Linked DNA regions of Homo sapiens: region 2 is linked to region 1. The links are chromatin loops, found by intact Hi-C in ENCODE. Cell type or tissue: PC-3. All regions are shown on one strand. Links, peaks and the distances in the headings refer to the core of each region. The heading gives the core; the rest is flanking DNA.

Region 1 (2,929 bases), core at 253-2,752:
GATAAAGCCAGATGATCAGTTCTAATTCATTCTTACAAAGCAGTTATATAAAAGGCGTAAAGGTAGAGTATACCCTATACTCTAGGATACATTCTAACTAGTTGGGTTTTTGTTTGTTTTGAAACAGGGTTTCACTCGGATGCCCAGGCTGGAGTGCAGTGCTGTGATCTCAGCTCACTGCAACTTCCACCTCCTGGGCTCAGGTGATCCTCTCACCTCAGCCTCTGGAGTACTTGGGACTACAGGCATGTGCCACCACACACAGCCTATTTTTTGTACTTTTTGTAGGGACAGGGTTTCTTCATGTTGCCCAGGCTGGTCTTGATCTCCTGGACTCAAGCAATGCATCTTCTTCAGCTTCCCAAATTGCTGGGATTACAGGTGTGAGCCACCACATCTGGCCTAGGATTAATTTTATCTATTTTGAGAAATATATTCTTGTGCCTCTAAATAACTTTTAGCACCTCAGTAGGCCAACCAGCTGCCAGTAGTGAGAAGTGATACAATGTCCTCAAGGGTGTTTTCCAATAGTAAGAAAAGTTTGATTTTAACTCAGGACAGTGTTTTCCACATAGATGGTACTCAGTAAATACTTAACCGTATATCAGAAACCTCTGGAATTATTAAACATTTTGATGCGCCAATCCCTGTTAACAAGGCATGTTAAACCTTTTTAGAATCAACATATACACTTTCTCTTAACAATAAGGTAACTGGAACTATTAAGTTTAAATTGTCTGATTTTTTTGCTAATATTAAGCTACTTTATTACTATTTAAATATATGTAGTTAATGTATTATTTTTGACAGCATGTAGCTATATATTTTCTCCAGCCAAATTGTTGAAATAAGACAAATAAGTAAAATAATCAAAATTATGTTTATTATTAAAGATAGTGACTTTACGCAGATTTTATTTAAACCTTATTGATAAAAATGTCAGCAGTTTTGTATGCTATTGGAGTGTAAAATAGTATAGAATGTATCGATCAGCCTTCTTTCATGGACTTTCATCCATTTACCCATGCTGCCTATATTCTAGAGAAAGGGAAATACACTCATACATCTCTCTCTCTTTTTTAATATATATAATTCTTTTTCTTAAAAAAAAAATAGGGATAGGGTCTCACTGTGTTGGCCAGGCTGGTCTTGAACCCCTATTCTCAAGCTGTCCTCTCGCCTCAGCCTCCTAAAGTGCTGGGATTACAGATGTGAGCTACCACACCCAGCTAGTCATACATATCTTAATGATGGGGATACATGTTCTTGTGTGAGCATTATAGAGTGTATTTACACAAATCTAGATGGAATAGCCCACTACACACCTAGGCTGTATGGTAAATGGCCTGTTGCTGCTGGATTACAAACCTGTATGGCATGCTACTGTACATACTACAGGGAGTTGTAACACAATGGTAATTATTTGTGTACCTAAACATACGTAAACATAGAAAAGGCATGCTTAAAAATACGGTATAAAAGATAAAAAAAAGGTATACTTGTATAGAACACTTACCACAATGTAGCTTGCAGGAGTGGAAGTGCTCTGGGTGAGTCAGTGGGTGGGTGGTGAGTCAGTGGGTGAGTGGTGAGTGAATGTGAAGGCCCTGGATATGACACTACTATAGACTATAAGCACTGTACACTTAGGCTCCACTCAATTAAAAAATGTTTTCTTTCTTCAATAACAAATTAACCTTAGGTTGTTATAACTTTTTAATTTTATGAACTTTTGATTTTTTAATACTTTTTGACTCTTTTCCAGTAACACTTAGCTTAGAACACAAACAATGGCCAGGCATGGTGGCCGACACCTGTAATCCCGGCACTTTGGGAGGCCAAGGCAGGGGGTTTGCTTGAAGCCCGGAGTTCGAGAGTAGTCTAGGCAACATAGTGAGACACCGTCTCTGCAAAAAAATAAAATTAGCTGGGCATGGTGTTGTGTGTCTGTAGTCTCAGCTACTTGGGAGGCTGAGGCAGGAGGATTGCTTGAGCCCCCCACGAGTTCAAGGTTAAAGTGAGCTATGATTGCATAACTGCATTCCAGCTTGGGCAACAGAGTGAGACCCCATCTCTAAGAACGATTTTTTATATTTAAAAATAAAATAAAAAAGGACCACCCCTTTCAGATCTATGCTTTCTAGAAAACACACACATTGTACAACTGTATAAAAATATTTTCTTTCTTGATATCCTTACTCTGTAGCTTTTTTCTTTTTATAACAATTTTTATTTATTTTTTACTTTTTAAGCTTTTTTGTTAAAAACTAATACACGAAACATACACATTACCCTAGGCCTACACAGGGTCAGGATCATCAGTGTCACTGTCTTCCACCGCCATGTCTTGTCCCACTGGAAGGTCCTCAGAGATAGTAACACACATGGAGCTGTCTCCTATGATAACAGTGCCTTCTTCTGAAATACCTCTCAAAGAACCTACCTGAGGCTCTTTTTAGTTAACTTTTTTAATAAGTAGAAGGAATATACCCTAAAATAATAATAAAAAGTATAGTAGAGTAAATATAGTAAATACAGAAAAGAACCAGTAACATAGTTGTTTATTATCATTGTTAAGTATAATGTGCTGTACTTAATTGTATGTGCTATACTTTTAGAGGACTGGCACTGCAGTAGGTTTATTTATGCCAGCATCACCACAACCACATGAGTAATGAGTTGTGCTAGTAGGAAGTTACTAAGTGATAGGAATTTTTCGGCTCTAGTATAATTTTTTTCCACTCTTGCTGATAATCTTACATTATAATCTTTTTTTTTTTGAGACAGAGTCTCACTCTGTTGCCCAGGCTGGAGCACAGTGGTGTGATCTCGGCTCACTGCAACCTCTGCCTCCCAGGTTGAAGTGATTCTCCCACCTCAGCCTCCCAAGTAGCTGGGATTACAGGCACCCACCATCATGCCTGGCTAA
Region 2 (2,929 bases), core at 276-2,775, 68 kb after region 1:
AAAAAGGCAGTAAGAAATTTTAATTTGAAGTTACTGATTTATTTAAAGTCAAAATATAGAAAAGAAAAATATGATGTTTTTTATACTCAAATGATTACTGACTTCTCTGCCTTTAAAAAAAGAGTATGAAAGGTTTACTGTACTCGACATCCGTCTTCAGAAAAACAATGTGTCTTAATACTGGACTAGGCAGAGAACATTCACTTACCTACTCTGTTGGTGGCAAATGTATTTCTGGGAACTCTTAAGTAATCCAAGGACAAAGGAGTGTTAAAAGGTGCACTTCGTCAGGGTATGAAGACAGGTGGTTGAAATGAAGGCAGGTGTGTCTTAAGCTCTAATGGTGATTCCAAAACTATCAGGCTTGAAAATGATGTAATCAAGTCCTTAAAAGCTATAGACACGAATTTCTTCTGTGATAATGATGCATCATAATCTATAACAATGATAAATTTAAGTTAGATATTCAGAATAATCAAAGACTGTCATTGATCTAGGTAGAGCAGATCATGTAAAACAAGTCCTGATCTTCAAGAGATTTGACATAAATGGCAAAAATATTCCCATTACATAAAAAAAGAACACAAATGCAATTCCACATAAACATTTTTCATTTAACTTGCAACAACCCAAGTGATTAAAAAAAAAAAAAAAAGTCCTTTCCCAAAGGGCAGGGGCTAATGACCTATGTTTATGAGAGGTATAAAAGCACAAGACTACAAAACAAATGTCAATACTGTTTAATTCTAATATTCTTTATTATTAATTTCCAACTAATATGCAAACATGAGATCTGTTTTGAGCCAGCAAGCAACCTTAGGCATTATTCCCAAGCATATATACTATGTTACTGTTCCTCAAAATGAACTCTGCACTTCCCAGGCTCTGTTAACTTTGTTCAAGTTCTTCTCTCTACCTGGAAGGCCCTTAACCCAACCTCTGCCAGAGGAAATCTTACAGCCATAGAGCCTCTGCCAAATGCTCCCAGTTGGGAAGCAGTTTCTCCTCATCCTCCACATTTAGAACCCTATCTGAGGGGTATTTATGATCTTCCAGCTGGTCTGTTTCATGCTGTATTTATATTCATGCTGTATTTATATATACTTGTTTATCTTCCTTGACTCATGGGCAAACCTTCTGTCTTGTTCATCTTTTGTATCCATCCCATCTCCTCTCTACCAGGACTAGCCTAAAAACTTGAACATAAAGATGAGTAATTTGTTGGAATAAACTAAACAGAAGGGAAAATACTGATGCCTGTGCTTTGTATAATCATTTTTCTCATACACAGTAATAAACTACCAATGGAATCATTCTGGTTCAAACCTAATCTTCAAGGTAATCAGTCCTCCTACCTATTCTCCCTCCCTCATTTTCACATCATCAATTACTAGTGTCAAATTCTGATGGTACTTATTTTGTAATCACCTGAACTGCTATTACACCACTATTAACTCTGGAAACCAGAACTAAGGAATAACTTACCTGAAATACGTGCAAATATATTCATTTTTATGGATATCTTAAGATTATTTGCCTTATACATCAATACAACAATTCTAAATCTAACAATTACGTCAAAGTGAATAATCACTTACCACAGGACTCCACTGCAGGCTGGTCCAGTTCGAATTCAACAAACCTACTATGTTTAGTTCAACATGTGTCCTAACAGGTCTCTCTGTAACAGGTTTCATTTCAAGGAAACCCAATAATGCCAATTCGGGTTGGGATTGTTGTGAATGCTTACCCTTGCATCAAAACTATATCACAGCATTAGGTAATATTGATTTCCTCTGCTCTACCTTTTATCTAGGTTAGTTAATTTGGCTTTTCTCTAAGAAACTAGTTCTAACAAATGTTTTCCAAATATACATAATTCTTTCTACACAGAGAGAACACACTATCCTAAAGAAACCTTCAAACATTTTCAGCCAAGACCTGGCTCAAACTAAGAAAATTTTCATATATATATGATTTATACTGGCATGGTCAATTCACAGGCATAGTTGGCAACTCCTAACTTCAGTTTCATAAGCTGCTCTTAAAATAAGAGGAAGGAGTCCCCATGCAAATTGTTATATTAAAATGCATCCTCTGAAAAGCCAAAAACATTATAATATGAAGGTACTATTTTAAACTTTGACCAGTTTTACTCACTTTTTACTTGTAAACTTGATCTAACAAAAAATAAAAATGGTATCCACTTACTATATTTGACAAATTGAATGATCTACCTAAAATTTATTTTGGAAAAAAATGGTTAAAATTACTGCAGCCCTTGGAGAAAACACTGGAGAATTTTTGGGGCAATTTGCATCAGACAAATTTGTACAATATTATTATGAGTTTTGCAGTAAAATGAATCCTGTATTTAGTGCTTGATTTTTATTTAGTTTTTACTCTAATTCCATGACAGTACCTGATTTTTAGTACATCAAGGTCATAATATGAACCTCATCTCTTTAATATCTACTGATCAGAGTACAAAGCTACTTGATTTTAAAAGCCAGCCCAAATCTAGATGACATTTAAGTTAATGCAAACTTACTTTATTCAATTATTGTCCTCATACACTATATACCTACTTCCCGCCCACCTCAAGTTTGGAGGGGATCAGATCAATTCCTGTCTGTAAAACCATGTTTTTGAAAGTTCCTATTTACTTTCATTAAAGTGAGCTAGGGCAAATCAAGAGTTTTAAACTACTCCCCAAATTGACGGGAGATCTTATTTGGTCTATAAAACTCAAGCACGATAACTAGTGGAATTAAAAAATGGGGAAAATTGTTTTCTTTGAAAATCCAAACCAAAAGTCCAGACATCCCAGAGTCATATAAGAGTATGAAACGTAGAATTGTTTGGTGTTTAAAATACACTTTCAACTAAATCTACACCTAGGTCACTTTTCTTACACATTTAAAATTAA

The links. Peaks named below come from ENCODE experiments on the same cell type or tissue, not always from the same donor. Only the 100,000 strongest peaks of a DNase experiment are listed, where the experiment ranks them.
Region 2: it touches region 1 in a loop (3-fold over the local background); 12 of 110 quality-filtered maps call a loop at or near these places.

Annotation. Positions count from the first base shown.
Region 1 is chr1:185,243,007-185,245,935 of GRCh38, forward strand. All of the region lies in intron 16 of SWT1 (SWT1 RNA endoribonuclease homolog), which reads left to right. Among named protein-coding and RNA genes, the nearest start is that of IVNS1ABP, 73 kb to the right of the region's middle. In PC-3, for the core only: no CTCF peak of the experiment used is centred there; a DNase peak (open chromatin) is centred at 1,555; H3K27ac peaks cover 370 bases.
Region 2 is chr1:185,310,887-185,313,815 of GRCh38, forward strand. It overlaps IVNS1ABP (influenza virus NS1A binding protein), which reads right to left. Exons shown (of 15, transcript NM_006469.5): 2 at 209-436. Among named protein-coding and RNA genes, the nearest start is that of IVNS1ABP, 4.9 kb to the right of the region's middle. In PC-3, for the core only: no CTCF peak of the experiment used is centred there; no DNase peak of the experiment used is centred there; H3K4me3 peaks cover 363 bases.